Regions from separate parts of the Homo sapiens genome. Here region 2 is linked to region 1. The links are chromatin loops, found by intact Hi-C in ENCODE. Cell type or tissue: B cell. All regions are shown on one strand. Each heading gives the region's core, and the rest is flanking DNA. Links, peaks and the distances in the headings are about the cores only. Region 1 overlaps LEKR1 (leucine, glutamate and lysine rich 1). Region 2 overlaps LEKR1 (leucine, glutamate and lysine rich 1).

Region 1 (12,711 bases), core at 5,202-7,701:
ATATTCCTGGTAATAATTCTTAGATAAAAAGCAAAAACTTATTCAAAACACTCACCCAGCATACTTTTTTAGTCATCCAGAACCTGTGTCATTTGCCATGTTGAATTAACTTATTGCCTTCCCTTTTCTAAGAGCTAAAAGTTATTCAATTCAAAAAGGAACTATTCTTTCTCATAAACATTCTCAATATACTCAATTCAAATTTTAGGAAAGAAAATGTACTTCTTAGTTTCTTTAGAACGCTGGATTTTATCTTTAGGTATTATAAACCCTCCAAAGATTATATAAAAGCAGAATTAACATGCTTTACACTAGATATTTCTGAATTTAAGGAGTATGTTAATATTATTTAGGAAGTTTTCTTATTCTATTACTTTTCTTGTCACTGGACTATCACTCAGAGGATCAAATACACCAAGAAATATTGGTGAAGAGGGAAATTAGTTACCGTGCTTTCATTCTAAATGCCACCACAAAATAAGAACAGTAACAAGGCACTAATAGAACAAGGTATATGCCTAATTTAAATTTAATTAGCAACACTATTCATTGAGATAATGGTTTAAAAAAGAAAAAAGAAAACCTAATGCTGTTTCACTTTTCTCAATCACACCAGATATAGAAACCATATTACTAAAATGTGTTTGGCTATTTACAAAGTTAGTATTAAGCATATCTTTTCAATCTTTATAATTTTCAGTTCTTTAATCTTACCTGAAGATGTATGATTGTCTATATTTAATTTTTAGCTCATCTTGCAAATGACTCAGTTGTTTCTTTACTTTCTGAAATTCATTTTGTTGACTTTTTAACTGCATGCCTACATCGTAAATTCTAAAAATATAAACAAACATTCCTTAAGTATTCTCTCATATGTACAATTTTCAAGTTAACATTTAAATATACTTACTTTTAATAAAAAGGAGTAGAAGAAGAAACTATGTCTCTTATATATGCTATATGAATGTACAGAAAAAATATGGAGAGACCAAATCTTGGGCACCAAATCCTGGGGAGGAGAGTGGAATTTATGGGCAGGGGGAAAAAGTAAAGAATATTGAAGAGAGGCAGAACTTTTTATCTATATTCTGTTGTATTGTTCAACTGTTTACAATGAACATAAATATTAATCACAACTAAAAATATTAATTTAATTTCATTTAAAGTAATACATGTTCAAATTTAAAATGTCAAATATTACTGCCTTAGTCCATTTTGTGTTGCTGTAAAAGAATACCTGAGGCTAGGTAATTTATAAAGAAAGAAAGGTTTACTTTGTTCATGATTCTGGTGACTGGAAAATTCAAGATTGGATAGCTGCATCAAGCGAGGGCCTCATGTTGCTTCCACTTATGGCAGAAAGTGGAAAGGGGCATGTGCAAAGGGATCACGTGATGAGAGAGGAAGCAAGAGAGAAAAAAAATCAAGGAAGCCAAACTCTTTTTTTGTGTGTGGCTTTCGGTAAGAAGTCATTTGGAAGAACATGAGTTAACTTTTGGTATAATGAATGAATGAAAACTTAGGATCAAAATTAAAACTGTAAGTATATAAACATGAAAAGTAAAATTTACATGAGGAAAAAGATGTCTGACATTTTATCCACATGGTAACACTAACTCACAACGTCCAAAGAATAACATGGTAACATTATAAACTTGATCTAATACATCATGGCAATGGGATGTTTAGCTTAATTAATTAAAAAGACAATAAGATTTGTTAGCATGTAGTTGCTATAAACAGTTATTAATCTATTTCTAATATAAATGTACAGAAATATTGGTTGCCAAGAAAACACATTTTTTATCACATATAATCAAACAATTGAAAATGAACTGAGGCATTACATTCAGCTGTGAATAACAGGAAATACTAGAAATTTCCTGATAAAAAGAAGGTGCTTCTTCACACATGAAAGTCTTGGGTGAGACCAGTCACTGCACAATTCAGCAGAGGAATAAGCTCCCACCTAGTTGGTTTTTAATGGCAGCATAGTAGCTGTCCACCTGAACCAAGAACAGAGTCACTATCAAGGAGGAACAACAATGCTCGTAATACAAAGTAGACCTTAAACCAATTCAATCTATAGATTAGGGGAGTTGAGCATCAGAGAATATTTCCAGCCATGACAATGTGAATTAGTTCTCTCGTAAACACTTCATAATTGCTGGGGGGAAAAGCAATGAAAGGATGTATCTTTAATGTGGAGCATCTGGGGACATCTCTGGAGAGCTACAACTCTGAGAAAAGGAAAGTCAAGTGATTTGGAGGGTACTCTCGATTTGCAAGCCAAAGAACAAGGACAATGGGCTGAAAGCCGGTGGCCATGCACCTCTCTCTCGTATTTTAACAACCTGCTATCTTGGGAACTAATCCATTCTTGCCAGAGCAAAAACTCCATTCACTCACAAGGGAGGGGATTAATCTATTCATGAGGAATCTGCCCCTATGACCCAAACACCTCCGATGAGGCCGTACCTCGCAACAATGCTGCCTTGAGGCTCAAATTTCATCATGAGTTTTGGTGAAGACAAACCACATCCAAACTGTAACAATGACTAAAAGGGTTATTAAAAAAATAGTAACCATGTGCTTCTACCCCAATTCCCACTGCCAAAGGCAACTACTTTTAATGTTTTTTTCCTGTTTCTCCTAGTATTTACCTCCATATTACTAACATGTTTACACTGATATTTCCTAATATTTAATTTTATATATTATTTAGTGATACATATCAGTTAAGATCTAGTTATGCTACATATAATTGCCACCTGAATATGATGGCATAAATATATATATAATCTCACATAAAACAAATGCATTGGTAATCAGTTCAGTGCTAATATCATATAGGGCCTCATATCCTTCCAACTCTCTGGTCTATCATCTTTGGTATCTGTACTTTATTCTCATAGTCCATGATGGTGGTGAAAGCTTCAATCATTACATTCCCATTCCAGGCCAGGAACAGGAGAATAACAGCCTACTCCATCCGTTTTAAGCCAATTTCCTTAAAGTACCACTGAATACTTCTACTGAACTTAGATACATGGCCATACTTAGCTGCACATGCAGATGGAAGGTGTCGTCCTTTAAAGATTAGCCCCCAGATATATTCTGTTACTTAGAAGGCAAAATGGATGTTGGGGTAGGTAGCTAATAAGAATTGACCCTCCTATACATATCTACATACTTTTCTCTTAATCCTCCCAATATAGTTAAATCAGCACTTTTTATTAAATTATATTTAGTATTCACATTGTTATTCACTTGTGAGCAACATATAATGCCATGATTATATTTCTTTCTTGTATAACTTTTTGTTGTCTCTGGAATTAAAAATTGTCTCCTTTTCTTCTTTCGTAGTTTTCTGGGTACCATCATTTACTCTTCTTCCATCTTTGACAGAGAGGTAATTCTTCTCCTGACACCTTCAGACACAGCAGATAATCTTTCCAAATCATTTCTTTACCAGGAGGTAGCCTTCCTGGAGCTTTCTATTCCCCTGCTATAGTCTGGTTTATGCTCTGGTTTGACTACACAGCTGTCATCATAAGACTTCCCTTCTCCATCACTTCAGGAACTGTCCTCATCTCTCTTTCATGTCAATTCTCCTATACCCTGGTTCCAAAGTTTTATTCCTTCTTGGTTTACTCCTAGGAGCAAATCATCCAGAAATGTCCTGTGCATTGGCAGTAAATTTGAGACTCTGGATGTCTGAACATGTTATTTTATCTCAGATGGAACAGTTTGGCTGAATAGAAAATCACATATTTTAAAAATATTCAGCAGAAGATTAGGACACCATTCCATTGTTTCCTAATTTCCAGTGATGCTGCTGAGAAATCCAATGACATTCCCATTTCTATTTCTTTGTGTGATATATGGTGGGCCCCCCACCCTTCCCCCTGCTTCAGAAGCTTTTTCTGAAAGAAAATTTTTTACTTTTCACTTGGGTTTCTTCAATTTGATCACAATGTATCATCATGTTAATCTTTTGTCATTCTCTGTGCTGGGCACTTGGTGAGTACTTGCTTTAGAAACTGATTTCTTTAGTTTTCAGAAATTTACCCTAGGGAGAATGATGCTTTCCTGTCAATTTTCTGTTTCTGTCTGGAACATCTTTCTATTATTTTAGTTGTGGAATTTCCTGAACAGATCTCTTAGCTTTCTTATCCTTTCTCTACCATTTTACCACTTTTAACTTTCTGTTCTTTCATTATCTTCCATCCTATTAAAGTTTTAACTTCTGCTATCACATTCTAACTACCAAAATTTCTTTCTTATTCTCCAAAAGGCCTTTTTTAATTGCCCCTTTTCTTGTCCCATGAATACAATTTGTATTTCTTTGAGGATATCAATTCTAGTGTGTTTTTGAAGTTTTCTTCAGTTTGCTGCATTGCTTCTGTTTCTCTTTGAGACTCTTTCTTTGTTTTACTTTTTGACTTTCATGTTTGAGGCTCTGCTCAGAAGGCTGATTATCCTTTATTGTCTGTTCATAATCAAGAATGAAGTACTCTCACAACCAACATCATGCTGAATAGGCAAAGGCTGGAAGCATTCCTCTTGAAAACAAGAACAAGACAAGGATGCCCTCTCTCATTACTCTTATTCAACATATTATTGAAAGTTCTGACCAGAGTAATCAGGCAAGAGAAAGAAATGAAGTACATCCAAATAGGAAGAGAGGAAGTCAAACTATCCCTGTTTGCAGATGACATGATTCTATATCTGGAAAACTCCATAGTCTCAGCCCAAAAGCTCCTTCAGCTGATAAACAGCTTTGGCAAAGTTTCAGGATACAAAATCAACATACAAAAATCACTACTATTCCTATACACCAACAACAGCCAAGCCAAGAGCCAAATCAGGAATGCAATCTCATTCATAATGACCACAAAACAAACTGAATAGGAAAACAGTTAACCAGGGAGGTAAAAAATCTCTACAATGAGAATTATAAAACACTGGTCAAAGAAAGCAGAGCTGACATGAACAAATGGAAAAACATCACATGCTCATGGATAGGAAGAATCAGTATCATTAAAATGTCCATACCACCCAAAGCAATTTAGAGATTCAATACTATTCCTGTCTAACAATGATATTCTTCACAGAACTAGAAAAAAACTATTTTAAAATACATATGGAACAAAAAAAAAGAGCCCAAATAGACAAAGCAATTCTAAGCAAAAGGAACAAAGCCAAAAGCATCACACTATCCAACTTCAAACTATGCTACGGGGCTACAGTAAGCAAAACAGCATAGTACTGGCACAAAAACAGAGACATAGATCAATGAAACAGAAGAGAGAGCTCGGAAATAAGAACACACACCTAAACCATCTGATCTTTGACAAAGCTGACAAAAACAAGCAATGGGGAAAAGACTCCCTATTCAATAAATGGTGCTAGGGTAACTGGCTAGCCATATGCAGAAGATTGAAACTAAACCCCTTCCATACACCGTATACAAAAATTAACTCAAGATGGATTAAAGACTTAAATGTAAAACCCAAAACTATAAAAAACCTGGAAGACAACCTAGGCAATACCATTCTGGACATAGGAATAGGTAAAGATTTCTTGACAATGACATCAAAAGCAATCACAACAATAGCCAAAATTGACAAATTTGATCTAAGTAAACTTAAAAGCTTCTGCACACCAAAAGAAACTATCGACAGAGTAAACAGACAACCTACAGAATGGAAGACAAAATTTACAAACTACGCATCTAAAACAGGCCCGATATGCAGCATGTATAAGGAACTCAAATTTACAAGAAAAAAAACAAACAAACAACCCCGTTAAAAAGTGGGCAAAAGACATGAACAGACACTTCTCAAAAGAAGACATACATGTGGCCAATGAGCATATGAAAAAAAACTCAATATAATTGATCATTAGAGAAATGCAAATCAAAACACCGATGAGATATCATCTCACACCAGTCAGAATGGCTATCACTAAAAAGTCAAAAAAAAAATAACAGATGCTGGCAAGGTTATGTAGAAAAGGAAATGCTTATACACTCTTGGTGGGAGTGTAAATTAGTTCAACCATATTGTAAAGCAGTGTAGCAATTCCTCAAAGACCTAAAAACAGAACTACCATTCAACCCAGCAATTCCATTACTGAGTATAAACGCAAAGGAATATAAATTATTCTACCATAAAGACATTTGCATGCGTATGTTCACTGCAGCACTATTCACAATATCAAAGACACAAAATCAACCTAAATGCCCATTAACGACAGATTGGATACAGCCATAAAAAAAGAATGAGATCATGTCCTTTGCAGGAACATGGATGGGGTTGGAGGCCATTATCCTTAGCAAGCTAACACAGCAATAGGAAAGCAAATACCACATGTTCTCACTTATAAGTGGGAGCCAAATGATGAGGATGGATGGACACAAAGAGGGGAACAATAGACACTGGGGCCTACTTGAGAGTGGAGGGTGGAAGGGGGAAAAGATAAGAAAAAATATCTATTGGATACTAGGCCTAGTACTTGGGTGACGAAGTAATCTGTACAACAAACCCCCATACACAAGTTTACCTATATAACAAACCTGTACATGTACCCCAAACCTAAAATAAAAGCGTAATTTTAAAAAATGAGGTACTAGAAGCACAACTGGACTGGTTTCTACAACAAGCTAATTAAGACAAAGGGAAAAAAGGAAGAGAGGCCTTCATAGATAAAAGAGAAGCAAGAAATTTAATAACTAAATATGACATATGGACCTTGCATGAAACTCAATTAAAACAAATTGACAGCGGCTTTGCAGCACTGTTCACAATGCAAAGACTTGGAACCAACCCAAATGCCCATCAATGATAAACTGGATAAAGAAAATGTGGCACATATACACCATGGAATACTATGCAGCCATAAAAAAGGTTGAGTTCATGTCCTTTGCAGGGACATGGATGAAGCTGGAAACCATCAATCTCAGCAAACTAACACAGGAACAGAAAACCAAACACCTCATGTTCTCACTCATAAGTGGGAGATGAATAATGAGAATACATGGACACGGGGAGGGGAACATCACACACCAGGGCCTGTTGAGGGTGGGGAAACTAGAGGAGGGATAGCATTAGGAGAAATACCTAACGTAGATAATGGGTTGATGGGTGCAGCAAACCACCATGGCATGTGTATACTTATGTAACAAACCTGCACGTTCTGCACATGTATCACAGAACTTAAAATATTTTTTTAAATGACAGTAAAAAATTTTTTTAAAGAATTGAGAAAATTTAATTATGGACTGGGAATTAGAGAATACCAAGGAACTGTTGCTAATTTTGGAATGATAATATTGTGATTATGTTTTTAAAAAGTCACATCACAGTGAAGTAAGTAAAGATAAAATAGCACATAGACTAGGAGACTATGATTTGCCTTAAAATACTTCAGTAAAGAAAAGAAATGATAAAATAATAAAATCTTGATAATTTTAAAATCTGTGTAAATGAGTATTTATTTTATCATTTTCTCCTAAAAAAATTAAAAACAAAGGACTGAAATGCTGCCTATAAGCTTCTGTGTGTGTGCAGAAATTGTTAAATGACAAGATTTATTCTGGGATGATCAGGTGAGCAAATAGTTATTTTGATAAAATCTCTGGATATTTCCTCTTTACCAGACATTCTCCCAATCTCTTGACAAAGTTCTGGGAATTAAGGGAAAGCACTTGTGCCATTTCAGGGGATATGATGCCATTATTCCAAAAGTCAACTTTTACTTAATTTCTTTATTTTCATTTCACCACCTCCCTTTTACCACTCTCTATCCTTAGCTACAGCTAGTACCACTGAGATCAGAGATACAACATCCAGAATTCTTTCAGGGAAAGTTAATTATATGTTTTGAGCAGGTCAGGTGGGAAAGAACATCTAGAAGCCTAAATACACCTTTAAAAAATTAAAAATCAGTAGCATTTCTATACAGTAATAATATTCTAGTGGAGAGCCAAATTAGCAACACAATCCCATTTACAATAGCCACAGAAAAAGGAAATACCTAGGAATACATCTAATCAAGGAGGTGAAAGATCTCTGCAAGAACTACAACACACTGCTGAAAGAAATCAGACATGACACAAATAAATGAAAAAATATTCCATGCTCATGGATTGAAAAAATCAATATCGTTAAAATAGCCATACTGCAAAAAGAAACTTATAGATTCAGTGCTATCCCTATCAAACTATCAATGTCATTTTTCACAGAAATAGAAAAAAGCTATTCTATTTTATTTTCCAAGACGGCAAACTAGAAGCAGTGTTAGAATGCCTCTTCCACTTGCAAAGTCAAAATAGTGAGTAGAGATTCACACTGTTAACTTTTTTCCAAGAAGCAATGCAGGACCTTAATAGGAAAATGGAAGGAAATCACAGGCCCTTTGAAAGAAGCAGCAGGCTGCAGCCTACACTATGAGCCAGGTAAAAAACTATAAGTCCTCAGAGTGTGAGGTAGGGGAGTCTGCCTCCAGGATATAAACTCATACCAGGGAACCTGTGTAGCCTTAACCCTACACAGCACTGGAACTGATATAGTGAGTGGTGGGACATATAAAAGTAAGAGCAGCACAATGAAGAGCCTTGCGCACATTCCCAGTCTCTAGTATGGACCAAGGGAAGCCACGCCTGATTCTATATAAAAAGGGAACCTCATGAAAGTCTGCCAATTAATTCAAACAGTGGTGGCAGGTTGAAAGAAGCTACCAACTGAAATTCACAATACAATCCTCGAGTGGGGATGAACTCCCTTGGCCAGAACCCAGGCGTGAGTGGGAAGTGTGCAGTAGCCACAGGCACAGGAACTGGGTGCCTGGACTTTGACAGCAGATAGGCAGGGCCTGGGACAGTTTTGAGTTCTGAGCATAGGCTGTCTGGAATTTAACTAGCTACTGTAAGTGAATACTGCAAGTGAGAAACCTGCCTTGCCCAGTGCATAGGAGCTGGGTGAGACATACTGCCACCTGCTACCCCCCACTCCTTATGCGAACTCTACTGTGCAGCAGAGGCAGCTACACTCCTTCCTGGAATATTATCCCAGTGGCTAGAAAACCACTGGAGACTCAGAAGGAGGAGGCTGGGAGAGGGGCACAGGATAAAACACTACATATTGGGTACAATGTACACTACTCAGGTGATAGGTACACTAAAATCTCAAAATTCATTATTATACAATTTATTTATGTAACCCAAAGCCACTTGTATCTCAAAAGCTATTGAAATAAAAAAATTTTTTTGAAAGAAATTACAATGATTATACTCTAGGCTCCAGAGAAAATAGAGTATAAATTGGTACATTTCAGGAAAGCAATTTAACAAAATATATCAATGTATCAAAAAATGAAAAAGAAAAAAAATCCTAAAATTTACATGGAATAAAAAAAGAGCCCTAATAGCCCAAGCAATACTAGCAAAAAGAACAAAGCCAAAGGCATCACATTATCTGACTTCAAACTATACCATAAGGCTACAGTAACTAAAACAGCATAGTACTGGTATGAAAACAGACACATAGACCAATGGAACAGAATAGAGAACCCAGAAAAAAAGCCTCACACCTACAATCATCTGATCTTTGACAAAGTCGACAAAAAAAAGCAATTGGGAAAGAACCCCCTACTTAACAAATAGTGCTGAGATAACTGGCTAGCCATATACAGAAGAAAGAAACTGGACCCCTACCTCTCACCATATACAAAAATTAACTCAAGATGGATTAAAGATTTAAATGTAAGACCTCAAACTATAAAAATCCTAGAAAAAAAACCTAGGAAATAGCCTTCTCAACATCAGTTTTTCCAAAGAATTTACAGCTAACTCTTCAAAGCAACTGAAAGAAAAACAAAAATTGATAAAGGGACCTAACTAAACTAAAGAGCTTCTGCACAGCAAAAGAAACTATCAACAGAGTAAACAGACAGCATAGAGAATGGGAGAAAACATTCACAAACTATGCATCCAACAAGTCTAATATCCAGAATCTATAAGGAATTTAAACAATTCAACAAGAAAAATACAAATAACCGCATTAGAAAGTGGACAAAGGACATAAAAAATATTTCTCAAAGAAAATTTTTTGAGAAAAAATATTTCTCAAAGAAAATTTTTTGAGAAAAAATATTTCTCAAAGAAAATTTTTTGAGAAAAAATATTTCTCAAAGAAAATTTTTTGAGAAAAAAATATTTCTCAAAGAAAATTTTTTGAGAAAAAATATTTCTCAAAAGAAGACATACAAAAGAAGACATACAAGCAGCCAACAAACATATGAAAAAATGTTTAACATCTCTAGTCGTTAGAGGAATGTAAATCAAAACCACAATAAGATACCATCTCACAGCAGTCAGAATGGCTATTATTAAAAAGTCAAAAAATAACATGCTGGCCGGGCTGCAGAGGAAAGGGAATGCTTATACATTGTTGGTGGGAATGTAAATTAGTTCAGCCACTGTGGAAAGCAGTTTGGAGATTTCTCAAAGAACTTAAAACAGAACTAGAATTCAACCCAGCAACCACATTAGTGGGTATATACCCAAAGGAAAATAAATTGTTTTACTAAAAAGACATGTTCATCACAGCACTAATTCACAATAGCAAAGACACGGAATCAACCTAGGTGTTCATCAGTGATGGACCGGATAAAGAAATGTGGTACACATACACTATGGAATATATGGAATACTATGTAGCCATAAGAAAGAATGAAGTCATGTCCTTTGCAGCAACATGGATGCAGCTGGAGTCCATTATCATTTTCCCTCCCAACTTTTATTTTAGATGCAAGGCATATATGTGCAGGTTTGTCACCTAGACATATGGGTGATGCTGAGGTTTTGGGTACAAATGATCCCGTTACTCAGGTGCTGACCACAGTACCCAACAGTTAGTTTTTCAGCCCAACCCCTAGTAATCCCTCCATGATTCAATTATCTCCCACAGTGTCTATTGTTATGGAAACCATTATCCTAAGCAAATTAATACAGGAACTGAAAATCAAATACCACATGTTCTCACTTACAAGTGAGAGCTAAAGACTAAATATGCATGGGACAATAGCCACTGGAGACTGCTAGAGAAAGGAGGGAAGGAGAGCAGTATGGGCTGACAAACTATTAGTTACTATGCTCACTACCTGGGTGACAGAATTATTCATACCTCAAAGCCTAGCATCGCGCAATACACCCATGTAACAAGCCTGCACACGTACCCCCTGAATCTAAAATAGTAATAACAATAAAACCTCTGCCTAATTGGGAAAAGAATAGATTTTTAAGGAATCCTCTTTTTTCATCCCCACTTAATACCTTGGCAAGGACTTCTCTTATTTCTCTTAGCATACTAAGAGAAAGGAGTTAACCAAACATTGTTTTTAGGATTCACATCTTTAAAAACTTGACAAAGGAAGGTAGAAAATAAAGAGCTATAAAAGTATAGTCCAGAAAAATGCTTTTTAAAATGATAACATATATATGTTAGTGTTAAAAATTAGCAAAAGCATTAAGTGGAACAAAGAAATTTTCATCTTTATAAAAAGCCCAATGCACCAAGAAAAATAACATAGCACCAAAATATATTTTTAAAAATCTGTTAAAAAATCCAATGAAAACAAATTACTAATCATAATGGGATGTATTAATACTTTTCTCACAGAAATGGAAAGGATCACAATAACATAAAAATAGGTAAAGATATTGAAGATTTCTTTTTTTTTTTTTTTTTGAGACAGACTCTCACTCTGTCGCCTCTCCCAGGCTGGAGTGCAGTGGCGTGATCTCGGCTCACTGTAACCTCTGCCTCCCGGGTTCAAACGATTCTCCTGCCTCAGCCTCCTGAGTAGCTGGGACTACAGGCGCATGCCACCACACCCAGCTAAATTTTTGTATTTTTAGTAGAGATGGGGTTTCACCGTGTTAGCCAGGATGATCTCCATCTCCTGACCTCGTGATCAGCCCTCCTTGGCCTCCCAAAGTACTGGGATTGCAGGCATGACCCACCAGCAATGAAAATTTAAACATACATCTAATAATCCTTGGGCCAAATAGAAAATAAAAATGGAAATTACAAGCTATTTAGAAATAAAGGATAATGGAAGCACTACATATAAAAGTACTGTATTAGTCCATTTTCACTCTGCTGATAAAGACATACTCAAGACTGGGTAATTTACAAAAGAAAGAGGTTTAATTGACTCACAGATCCACATGGCTGTGGAGGCCTCACAATCATAGTGGAAGATGAAGGCAGAGCAAAGGGATATCTTACATGGTGGCCGGCAACGAGAGAATGAGAACCATGTGAAAGGGGTTTTCCCCTTATAAAACCATCAGCTCTCATGAGACTTATTCACTACCACAAGAACAGTATGGGGGAAACTGCCCCCATGATTCATGATTCAATTATCTCCCACTGTGTCCCTTCCACAACATGTGGGAATTATGGGAGCTACAATTCAAGATGAGATTTGGGAGGGGACACACAGCCAAACCATATCAAGTACCAAGATGTAAATGCATGGCCTTAAATTCATTTATTAAAGAACAAATAATGAATATTCTTAGTGTTATGACCCAAGAGAAGGGTACAAATGACAAAAAAAATGAAAGCTCAGAAGCAAAGTAACAATGAACATACCCAATCCCCAGATGCTGGTTTCTAAATATCATTCTCCAATTAAAGA
Region 2 (12,711 bases), core at 6,452-8,951, 55 kb after region 1:
TATATACCTATTTGCTGCATGTTTAAAAATATAAGTGCTATCCAATATCAAAAAGAGATTATTGTGGACTGGAGTAACCGGAGGTAACAATATAAAAAAGAAGAATCTTGAAGTATAAAAATAATTTAACCACAAAGAGAAAAATCAAATGGGTAGTTTATTTTGGCCAGGGGGAAAAACATGTACAAAATACTGAAAAGGGAATGGCCTCAGAGAGTTTCATACTATTGGCAAAAACCTCAGTTACTTTTGCACCAACCTAATGACTCAAATCTATATCAAAATTGTAGACTTTTTTGACATATAGAAATGAGTTATTTTCTTAAAATTAATCATAAGTCCTAGGACAGTTCCAGATTGAGTTTATTGTTCAAGAATAATTACTGATAGCACCTCCTTTTACTCAAAAAGTTTCCAATTTGGACTACAAATTTTATAGTCGTCTTACTTATAATAAGCTATCTCAGCAGAGAATTATACTACTTGACATCCTTTCATTTAATAATGGTTCTTTTGTTTTGAACATCATTGGCAAGGCCATTTGCCAAGATACATCCTTTATTCTGACTTTTATAAAGTATTTCATTTTCTAAATTACCAGAGATACAGCAAATATTGACCCAAATGTTTATGTATCTCTTTAAATTAAGTCCAGAGGCTTCTCTCTTAGGAGATTTCATTTTTAGAATCCAAATGAAACCTGTAACTCAGAGCCCTTCTTAAGGAAATATCCTTTTCAAACCTCAATCAACATCATCATCAAGAAACACTTGTTGGGCATTTACTATATGAAGGACAGTATGCAGGGTGCATAGAGTTGGGTGTGGGGAAGGGGAATACAAAAAATATAAAATACGGTCTCTCTTTTCCAGTAGTTTATAATCTACTGGTTGCTGTCCATCCATCCATCTACCTACTCACCCATCTATCCATCCACCCATCCACCTACCCATCCATCCAGCCAGCCAGCCATCCAGCCATCTGCCCACTGATTTACAATCATAAAACATCATATCAATAGGTACCAAATAAGTTATGTAAGCACTACATGCACCTATCAGGGATTGCATTTGGCTACATATAACAGAAACCAGACTATAGTATATTAACGATATAGTGGTTAATTATTTTCACATAGTAAGAGGTCTGGAGAGAGGCATTTCAGGGTGGGGACAAGGACACCAAGATATCATCAACGACTAAGAATTCTTCTGTCTTTCTTAAAATGTCATGCTCATCCTCACAGTAATCTCACCATTGCAAGAAGACCAATCTGCCTCCAGCCTGTCCTCTGCATTTTGGGGAGGAAGAGGAAAAAGGAAGAAACAAAGGAAAGAGGTGGTGCAAAATTTCCCAGAACCCCCCAGCAGATTTTCACTCACATCTCATTGAACAGAACCTTCACAGAAAGTCATCCTTAATTTCAAGGTAGGTTTAGAAAGTAAGTGTCTGGCCTTTCCAGCATCTAGAGAGAAAGTTAAGCTCTTCTGCCTACAAATATCAGACAAAGGAGAATTCCTCAAACATAGCAAGCATACGTTTTTCATATCTGCTCATAAATGAATTAATTCAACAAATATTTTGAGAGCATTACTATGTGCCAGACACTGTTAGGTGATAGAAATAGATAAAGCAAAGAATCAGACTGGTTTTCATGGAACTTAGCCAGGAATGCAAACATTAAACAAATAATTGTATTTAAGGAGCATTATAAAAGGGAAAACAAAGGATGTTCATGGGAACCCCATTAGAGGTCAGCAAATGTCTTCCTGATGATCTGGCATCTCAGCTAAACCCTGAAAAAAGAGGTATATAATCTCTTAGCAGAAAGAGGTAGCAAAAAGAAGTAGATAATCTCTTAGAAAACAGGAAAAAACGTGTAAGGTGACTGAAAGAGAGTGAGGCTCGAGGGATAACCAAGGGTGAGAGGTCACCCAGACTCTCAGACCATAGAGAAGATTTTGAGCCTTATTCTAAAGAAAACATGAACCTATGACAGATACAATGATCAAATATGCATTCTGACACAACCACCAGGTTGCAGAATAAAGAATGAATTGAAAATGGGCAATGATAGAGGGAGATGATAGAGGGATGACTGTAGATGTGCAAACAAAGAATGGACTAGCATCGTGGTTGAATGAATTGATAAACATATGGACAGATTCAAGAAATATTTAAGAGGAAGGTGATATGGGAAGAATCAAAGATAATGCTCAGGATGGATGATAATCATAATTACATTATATAAGCCATTCATATGTTTTATTAAATCTATATAAGATACAAATCTCACACACCCCCATTTAATACTCAGAGTAACTCCATGACAAAGGTAGTATTAGTATTCCCGTTTTACAGACTAGAAAACTGAGGCAAAGGGCATTTAAGTAATTTGCCCAAGTCCAAGCTACTAATAACTGGTGCAGCCAGGATTCAAATCCAGGCAATCTGATTCAAAACCCAGCCTCAACACTACCTTAATGCTGCAGAGTGATGATGGGGGTAACATATGCTAAAGTTAGGAACACAAGAGTAGCAGGTAGAACACAAGTAGAAAGAGGATAAACAGTTCACTTGGGGACACATTAAAGCTTGTGATACAGCCAGGTGAAGATGTTAAAAAGAGAGCTGAAGAGATTAGTCTGGGGCTCACAAGAAATGTTAGAAGTGCAAGTGGTGATTCAGAAGCCTACCTCAAGAGAGGGTAACTAAAGCTTCAGGGCTGAATAAAAGCAACTGGAAACTGAAGAGAGAATGTAGAATAAAAATGGAAGAGAGCTGTGGACAGGTCCCTGGAAGTCTCCAGTATTTACATAGCAGGAGGAAGTGGAGAGGCCAAAAAAGGACAATAAAAAGCAATAGGTATCATGAAAGGCCACATAAAAAATGAGAATATGATATGAAATAAGAGTGTTTTAGATAAAAGGGGTAAAATACTGTGTCAAATGCTATTAAGAAGTCAAGAAAGACAAATAACTAGCATACTTTTTGGATTTAGTAACATGGAAATAAATGATGATCTGAATTAGAACTTTTTTTGAAATGTTGATGAATGAAACCAAATTACAGTGAACTGAGGGATATATGCATGTGAGAAAATGAAAGCAGTAAGTCCAGGTAATTTATTCAGTAAGAATGGCAAGAAAAGGGGGAGCTAAGAAAGTATCTGGAAGATGCCTCAGTTTAAGTGAAGATTTCATTTGTTTATTTGGAGTCCTGAGGAAATACTGTTGGAAAAGAAGGAGTTTGTAGAGAAAGAAAAGATGAAAATACCATAAAACGAGGAAATAATAGGCACTGCCAGATTCCTGGCAGCCAGGGTACTTGTATGAAGAGTGTGGTTAACTGGAGTCATCCACATTAGGAGTTTTTCCAGCTGATACGATGGAAGGATAATGTAAATGGGACTTGAAGATACTGTCAAAGGATGACTGACATAACAAACATGGCATCTAAGCTGGATAAGAAAGAAAGTGACAACAGAAAAAGAAAGAGAGAAGGTAGAGGCATCAGCAGACTTCAGGACGCAATGAAACTGATCAAGTTGGACAATGAGAAGTACACAAAGAATGGGATGTCTAAATTAGTGACTTCAAATGTGGAGCCACTTTAGTTGATTAAAATAATTTTCCATCTCACTACATCTTCACTTTAGTTTAAAATGTGGCAAATAACACATGAAGATTTCTTGCTGAGTTCTTCACAATGTTTCTAGGGATAGCTTCCCTAACAGTTCTGTCAACTCAACCAACCCTGGTTGAGTTGCTAACACTGGATGGCTTTTTGTACAACTGGGTTTCTTCAGTCCAAGAAGACAAGGCTCAAGATTTGGTGTGCCTTGTCCTTTTAAAATAGGTGCCTCCAATGACAGTCTCTTCACTCTACCATAACTTACCATAGCTGTATTTGTTTGGTTTCTTCAACTAACCTGAATAGTGATATCATATAAAAGAGAAAGATAAAGAATTTGATCAGCTGTGTGAGCATCATTATTTAATCTCTTTGTGTTTGCTTAGCCATCTGTAAAATGGATATAAGAGTTGTGGATCATACTTTAGTCAATGAGTTAATTCATTTTTCTCCAATTTGAAAGCTGTTCCCAGTTATAAATATGTAAATAATATGTAAAGAATCTGAGAAAAATTCAAATTGTCCACTTTTGTGAAGGTGCATTAATTCAAACCTGCAACAAATAAAAATTAACCTGTTCTTAAGCTAAAATAACATGATCTGACTTGTTTGTTCAGGCGTTATGGTAAGTGAGGCAGTAAGGAGATGGGTGGAGGGATGAGGGTCAAGAGAAAAGCTAACTGAAAGACAAGCCAGAGGTGCATTCTTTAAAATAATTTTGCTGCCTCCTTGATGAAGAGCAGCATGGAGTCCAGCATTAGACGGGGTGGCCACCTATTGCCTATTAGGACTGGCTTCAGATACACAGATAGTAGAAGTTCTCACCAGAGCCTAATTACTCTACTGAATTATCTCGCTTAGACTTCCTGGGGATTTCTTCCAATGTTAAAGTCAGCCTTGCTTAAATAAGCAAACAAAAAACCCACCTCCCCAACCCCTGCCTTATTCCTACTCCTACAAAAAGGCTATGAGTATGAAAATCCCTGGAGCTCAGGTAAAAGGATTTGCTGGAAAGCCAAACTTAACTTTTGACCCTTGAGGTCGACATATTCAAATTCTTGTTTTTTGTCCAACGTCTCCCTCCCTTTTCCCTCCTATGTTGATAATTTTATTATGCCCTTTTAAATCACTGCATATCCTTTCTGCAAAGAAAGGGGATATAATAAATAAAAGTAATAATTAAGTTCTACAGTTATGCTTTCCATAAAATCTCTACTCCACTGAGTGGAACTCCACCGGCTGCGAACTTAACCAAAGCTGGGCTAGACTTTGGTTAAAACACCAATTAAATTGGAATTAATTGTGGGAGAGCTGAGATTAGGATATTTCCTAGACTCAAGAACTTCCTTTGTGAAATTAGTCAATATTTAGATATCCAAGTTAGGTATGAAAGTGACAATGTTTATAGGGAGAAACAGTATGCTACTAACCTTAGTTAACAAACATAGAAAAAGGAAAAAGGAAGGTGAGGGAAGTGAAAGGTAACTGAATTCCTACCAAGCAATGAGTAATGTGTGTATCATCCCTGTGAAGCAGCTCTTTCTCCGTCCATTTTACAGATGATGAAACCAAAGCACAGAAAGATTAAGGGGCAAAGTCATAGGATTAGGTATTAGCAGAGCCTGTACTCTATACCACATCATACACTGCCTCCCTTCGAATTCATTCTTATAATTCCCACTATGTTTATGCCAATAAAAATTATTTTATTTGTTATAATAATAAGTAACTAATTTTAAGCAAGGGAAATTCAAAGTGGAAAGGTGAATAGAAAAAATAATAAGTGGCTGGGCCTGAAACTGCTGATTAAAAAGCTTTGGGAGAAAAAGAATGCCTTAAAAAGACAAAGCAGAAAAAAAATGTACCTTATTTTGGTAACCATGTTGCTACAGCAACATCATAATTATACACGAAGGGCTTTCAAAGTTATGCTGGTAATAAAAGATATACACATATACATAGGTCTATCAATATTGTTAAATAAGTATCAATCTCTTTAACCTTGCCAGTTTTAGTAACAAGGAAACCCAGGTAAACATTATTTATACTGATAGTAAAAACCCCTGTCAACTTCTATTTACTGTTTGCACATGTTCATGGAGAGAAGAAATAAAAGAAAATAGTATGTTCTATACCTAAGGACTTTGGTCTGGAGCACAATCTAGTGTTGGTGTGGGAGAAAAATGAAAAGATAATAAAAAGATTAGCTGATCTTAGATCTACATGTTATAAATAAGCTTGTTTAGGTTCCTCAAAGTTCAAGTAATGCATAGCACAAACATCAATGTAATAAATTCATACTTACACATCTAGACAAAAAAAGTGATATGAACTTCTAGATTTAAAATTATTTTTTAATGGCCCTGTGTCTACTGGAGCCATTTTTCAATGGCCTGAAAATGAATGTTTTTCCACAATGGTACTCAACGTTTTTTCCCTGCCTTTCCCATGTTCCTATGCCCAAGCAGACTTCCATCAGTAACAGTCCTCATTTTACTGTAGGAATTCTTACCACACCCCAAAATGGGCAAATCAGAATCTCAAGAGAGATGTGAGGGATTGAAAAGGCCCCAGAGATTGAAAATAGTTCCCTAGGAAGTAGGCCCCATCCCATAAGAACTACAGTTCTGCATCAGTTCTTTGTTCTATCAAATCTTGATTATTCAAAATTAAGTTGTCCCAATCATTTTTAGCATAAATGCCCTTTACACTACTTCCATAAACACCAAAAAGTGCTGCAAAAGTACAAAAAGCAGAAGCCTGGATGAGACATGTATAAAAGATAAGACCTTTTATAAAGGGAGTTGTTGATGTATTTATTTTCTCAAGATACTATTTTTCTTCCTCTCAGTGAATGAAATTAAGCATACACATTATACTCTGGAGAAAAATCTAATGGCCCAGTGAGGCAGGCCCTGATAGTGTCTGTTTCCTTTTCTTCCTTACAACAGTACCTGATATTGTTTCAGGAAGCAACAAGCCAACACCCTGCAGCCAATGCCTCAGACTCCTCTGCAGTCATGACCAATAGCACATAAGGTGAAACTTTCTGAAAAAGTTTTTGATCTCCTAATATAAGCATTTCCCCTGACTGCTTCCCCCTTCATATTCCTGCCTAGAAATTAAACATGATATCTGGTGATACAGAAGCCATGATGAAATCATAAGACCAGTATAAGGCTAAAAGCCTACTTACTGAGCAAGACAGAATGAGAGATAGAAAGGGATTGAGTTCCTGGTGACATCACTAAGCTGCCCATACCCTTTCTTCTTCCTTCAAGAAATAAACCTTTGTCCATTTAAGCCACTTACTATAGATTGTATTCCTAACTGATCCAGCCAGTCTAGGTTGGAGGTAGGTAGGTTTAGCAAGGAAGGAAAATGACTAACAAAAGCTGCCTTGTTTGCCCCATCACCCTCTACTCCAGCCAGGTACACTTATTTCCTCCAATTCTCTCCATTTGTAAATTCAGACACACTCTCTGCATTAATTTGGTCTCAAACTGTAGACTCAGTCTGGATCTCTGGACCTTTGGTACCTACCTTAGGTAGCCCTATCCTTGGGCTGACTGCTCTAAACTGACTTATCTGGCTCACCTAACATGAGATAATTGCCAACCGAACTCTTAAGTGCTGTCCCTCATAAACAAGCCTACATTACTGTGGATTAACTCTCCACATGACAGTCTCAATTTGGCATAAGCGGAGGAGAAACTGAAGAGGAAATGTTTAACAGCCACTTAGAGATGCATTTTATTGTGTAACTACTGACTTCTGTAATCTACTGATATTTGTGAGAATTTAACCAATTACCTTCTTTAGAAATATTCTAAGTTACTCAAAATAATATTTAATTTGACTAAAAAACCAACCCAAGATTTCCACCAAGATGGAGTAGTCCCATTGTTCCCAGATCCTCCTTACAACTGAAACACCCCGAACATAACATAAGCAGCATAGAAAGACTCTGAAAAGTGGAAAGAAGGCAGATGGCCTAGGGACCTTCGGACTTGATAAATACCAAGGCAATAAAATCCATGAGTTTTCTTATTGACTCTCATATATCCCAGACAAGGTGCTGTCGAAGTCTCCAACCCAGAACCACCAACAGCCATAGACAAAAAAGAGCTCCAAGAAAAATTTAATCCACCTAGCTGAGTAGGGGAAGGGTGACTGAATGACAGAAAGTATTCTTGGCAGTACTTGCCGTACTCCAGCCAAACACCAACAGTATAGATCAGTGGTTGCTAAGTGTTAACGGGGAAGGAGGATGCATAAGTAGAACACAGAGTATTTTTAGGGTAGTGAAACTGTTCTGTATGAATGAAACTATTCTGTATTAATGAAACTATTCTGTATTCTGCAATGGTGGATAATGTCTTTATACATTTGTCAAACCCCTTAGAATGTATAATACCAAGAGTAAAACGTAATGTAAACTATATATTTGGGATGATGATGATGTGTCAATGTAGCTTTATCAACTATAACAAATGTATCATTGTGGTGTGAAGAGGAGGCTGTGTGAGTGTGGGGACTGTGTTATATGAAAACTTTCTGATCCACTCAATTTTGCTGTGAACTTAAAACTGCTCTAAAAAATAAAGTTTATTAATTTGTTAAAAAGTCAGTATAAAACGTTGTGAAGTGTAAAGATACAAACTATAATTTTTTTAATCCAGTGTTAGAAAAATTTAAGGTCAAGAAGGATATTCTATATCAGCAAAACATATAAAATCTAAAAAGATGGTTTTATATACCCCCATGAACTTAATTTTGACATAGACAGAAACTGATAAATCCATATTCATTTTGAAGGACTTCAATATTCCCTTATCATTTTTCAAGTGAAACTGACAAAACTAAGTACAAATATATGTAATTTGAATACTGCAATTAACCAGTGTAATTTAATGGATCTATTACAAAGTTATATCCATTAAAAGGAGACTATGTACACTTTTGAGTAACTACAGAATATTTCCAAAACTTATTGTTTATTAAACTCTTAATACGGTCTCCCAAATAGGTTATATTCTCTTCAACCTGGAATAAAAATAGACATAGATAAAAGGATAGTCAAAAAACAACCTATCCATTTAGAAATTTAAAAACATTCCTCCAAGTATTTCTTGGATTAAAAAGCAAATAAAAACTAAACTTCATCTTATTTAGAAGTAAATGAAAATAAAATACTATTATCAAAAAGTTTGTTGTTGCCAAAGACTGTTGCCACAGGAAAACTTAATAGCTTTAAATTTATTTATTAGAAAAAGAGACTGAAAATAAATTAACCAAAGACTTCAACTCAAGTAAGTAGAAAGAAAACTAAACATTAAAGAAAGGATAGAAAACAGATTTTTTTTTTTTTTTTTTGAGACAGGGTCTCGCTCTGCCATCCAGGCTGGAATGTAGTGGCATGATTCTCGGCTCACTGCAGCCTCCACCTCCCAGGTTCAAGCGATTCTCCCACCTCAGCCTCCCAAGTGTCTGGGGTTACAGATGTCTTCCACCACACCCAGCTAATTTTTGTATTTTTAGTAGAGAACGGGGTTTCACCATGTTGGCCAGGCTGGTCTCAAACTCCTGACCTCAGGTGATCTGCCTGTCTCGGCCTCCCAAAGTGCTGGGATTACAAGCGTGAGCCACCGCGCCTGGCCTGATAAATATAAATTTTAAAAAGGAACATATTTGATTAATTTAAACAAAAATCTGGTTCTTTAAAAAGGCCAAAATAGACAAATTTGTTTATTTTCCTAGGAAAAAAAGCTCTCTCTCTCTCTGTCCTTCACTCTCTTTCTTGTCTCTTTCTCAATCAAACGCAAATAAACTACTCAAGGAAAGAGAAATGGAGTCATAACAGATACAGAGGAAAGCTTCTAAATAAGAGGATACTCTATAATACTAAACATCCAGAAATTTGAAATGCAAGTGAAATGCTTGATTTTCCAAGAAAACACTTCCAAAACTGACTCAAAAAGAGGTAAAAAATCCATAAGTAAACCAATAATTACAGAGGAAACATAATAGGTCATCAAAATTCAACCAACCCTCCCCCTACAAAATACATTTTTAATGAAGATCTACCAAATCTTCAAAGAACAAAAAATTCATGTGCTATTTAAGATGTCTGGTGCACACCAAAGCCAAAAGCCTTCTTAACTTATTAGAAAAGATAAGTATAACCTAGTCTGTATGCCACAAGAAAACTATAGGCCAACCTCACCTGTGAACACAGACGCAAATAGCTATGTAAAATATTAGCAGCATTATTTCAAAAGAACAATGCTCTTCATAAACTATTTCACATATCACCATTAGCATGGGCAATTTTGTTAGTGTTACAGAAACAAAACACTTTGATTTTAATAAAGAAATTATCCAAAATCCAAAACTTCTTGAGTGTCAACATAATTTTCAAAGGAAACATTCATTAGTGCATTTCACATTTTGGATTTTCAGATTAGATGCTCAACTGGTATGTATTTTGAAAATATTTCAAAATCCAAAACACTTCTGGACCAAAGTACTTTTATCCAATGCTTTTATCCAAAGATAAAAGTTACTCAACCTGTAGCTATATACTTATTTTTTAAATCTTCTATTTATGGCAAGTGATAAGTGTTTTTCCACTTACTATATGCATAGAAATACATATATTTAAGGGATAATTCACAGAAAAATAGAATAGTGCAGAGTACTTATAGCAGTGGCAAGAATCATGAAGAAGGCAAGCAAATACATGAGACTTTGGGAACCCTGAAATACGTAACATGATCAAAATGGCTTTCTATCAAAAATGTAAGTTTAGCTTCATATTAGAAAATCCATTAGTATGATTTACTATATTAACAGATTAAAGGAAAACAAATCATATGATCATCTCAATAGAAGATAGAAAAGCATTTATTAAAATTCAATAGTCATCTGATTTTAAATAAACTTAAAGAACTAGAAATAAAAGGAAGAATTCCTTAAATTGATAAAAGGTATCTTTAAGAAACCTATAGCAGATGTCCTTTTAAAAACAGAAACATACTAGGCAGGATTGCATTACATTAGAAATAAATATAAAGATGCATTCTACAAGTTTATTATTCAACACTGTTCTACAGGTCCAATCTAATTTAATAAGACAAGAAAAAGGAGGAAAAGGGTATAACTATTGGAAATAAAAAGATGACAGGCACTATTTGCATATGATGTGACTGTTTTACAGGTATGTGTGTGTTATAAACATATATAACAAATATTCAAGAAAATTAAAAAATTCAAACAACTAATAAAAGAATTCAATGAGGAAGCTAGCTACAGAAATAAATAGCATTCAAAAAAATGTAATAAAAAGACATCTTTCCCAAAAGCAACAAAAATATGTCCAAGGATTAAACTAATACACGATGTATTTAAAAATTATAAAATTGTATTGAAGGATTTAAAGAACATCTGAATAAATGGGGAATCCATGTTCCTGGATAAGAAGCCTTAAGATTATAAAGATGTCAATTATCGAGATAATATAACTGCTCTAGAAAGTAAATGCAATCCCAGTCTAAATCATAACACAGCATGTTTTATGGAATCGGAAAAGCTGATTCTAGAGTTCGTCCAGAAAAGAAAATATACTAAAAAGCCAGGGTAACCTGAAAGGCAAACCAAACACTTGTCCTACAAAATATCAAAAACATATTATAAAGCTAAAGTAGTTAAAAGTGTGGCCCTGACTCAATGATAGACAATAAATCAATAACACAAAACAGACCGTCCAGAAATACGCTAGAAGAAAAATTAATAGGTGGCATTTCAAGTCAAGGGAGAGAGGATGAAGAATTTAATAAGTGATATTGGGCCAACAGCCAGACATCTGAGAAACAACAAACATGAAATTGGAAATCTACCTCAAATTATATACAAAATTAATACTAAATAGATTAAAAAGCTAATTCTAATACTATAAGTTTTAAACATATGTTGTTGTTTCTACTTGCGTGAGTCTATTCCCTCTTCTTCTGATAACAGTACTCTAACTTCTCTTTAGTGAATACCTTTGCTTTCATTGTATGAAGTCTTCATAGACCTATCAATCAAGGTTCCCCCCTTCATCAGGCTAAGGGGGTGGAATTGGAGGGTGGTCACATAAAAGAAGTAAAGCCAGTGAGACTCTTCTGGGATTTGAATCTTGAAGGGAATGATGCAAGGAAAAAAAAGTTGAGTGAATTTACCCCAGATTTCCCAGATCCCTGAACAAGCTCTGTTTCTAGTCCATTTCCAAAGCCAGGGTTCTTGAGTTTTTCCTTTCTTTCAATGAGCTATCACCTCATACTCTTCCAATAAATTCTCTTTTGTGTTTAGGTTCGTGTCAGATAAGTTTCCATTGTTTGCAACTAAAAGAACTTGACACAAAACTCTTAACCAACCAGAACCTGGCACAGGATATTATTAAAATTTTTAAAAGATACAGCAAAAAAATACAATGAAGTGAAAGGACAAGCAACCATGAGAAAATATTAACAACATATATAAACACAGTATAATGCCAATATTATATTAAAAGCACCTACAAATAAACAAAAATAAGCAAATAACCCAATAACATGGTCAATATATGTGTATAGGTAATCAATATAAATGTCTAATACACAAACAAATGTTCAGCTTCATTGGCAAAAAACAAATACTAATTAAATAACCACGAGGTAACATTTTTCACTCAAGAGATTGAAAAAAATTAAGAAAAACCTAATATTAACAAAATGTAGGAAAGTGGTCACTTCATCAACTATTGGCCAAATGTAAGTTAATGCTAATTTCTCAAGGGACTACTTGGTATAATACCCATCAAAATTTTAAACTGGCATTTGCTTTCTTTCAGTAGTTCCACTTCTAGAAATTTATCCTTTGGAACAACATATGTTCACAAGAACATAAATACAAATACTACATGTAATAACAAAAATTGGAAATAATATAAATGTTGAAAAGAAAATTGATTAAGTAAATTATAGCATATTCTTGGTAACAAAAATGTTGGTGTAGTTAAGAACAAGGTAGATCTACATACATTAACATGGAACAATT

The links. A loop is a pair of places that touch in the nucleus more often than their neighbours do. Peaks named below come from ENCODE experiments on the same cell type or tissue, not always from the same donor. Only the 100,000 strongest peaks of a DNase experiment are listed, where the experiment ranks them.
Region 2: a loop joins it to region 1, with 1.8 times the contacts of the local background. A loop is called at or near these places in 2 of 110 quality-filtered maps.

The regions. Positions count from the first base shown.
Region 1 is chr3:156,908,698-156,921,408 of GRCh38, reverse strand. It overlaps LEKR1 (leucine, glutamate and lysine rich 1), which reads right to left. Exons shown (of 13, transcript NM_001004316.3): 4 at 715-834. Among named protein-coding and RNA genes, the nearest start is that of LEKR1, 89 kb to the right of the region's middle. In B cell, for the core only: no CTCF peak of the experiment used is centred there; no DNase peak of the experiment used is centred there.
Region 2 is chr3:156,854,973-156,867,683 of GRCh38, reverse strand. The region is part of intron 3 of LEKR1 (leucine, glutamate and lysine rich 1); the gene reads right to left. Among named protein-coding and RNA genes, the nearest start is that of LEKR1, 35 kb to the right of the region's middle. In B cell, for the core only: no CTCF peak of the experiment used is centred there; a DNase peak (open chromatin) is centred at 7,893.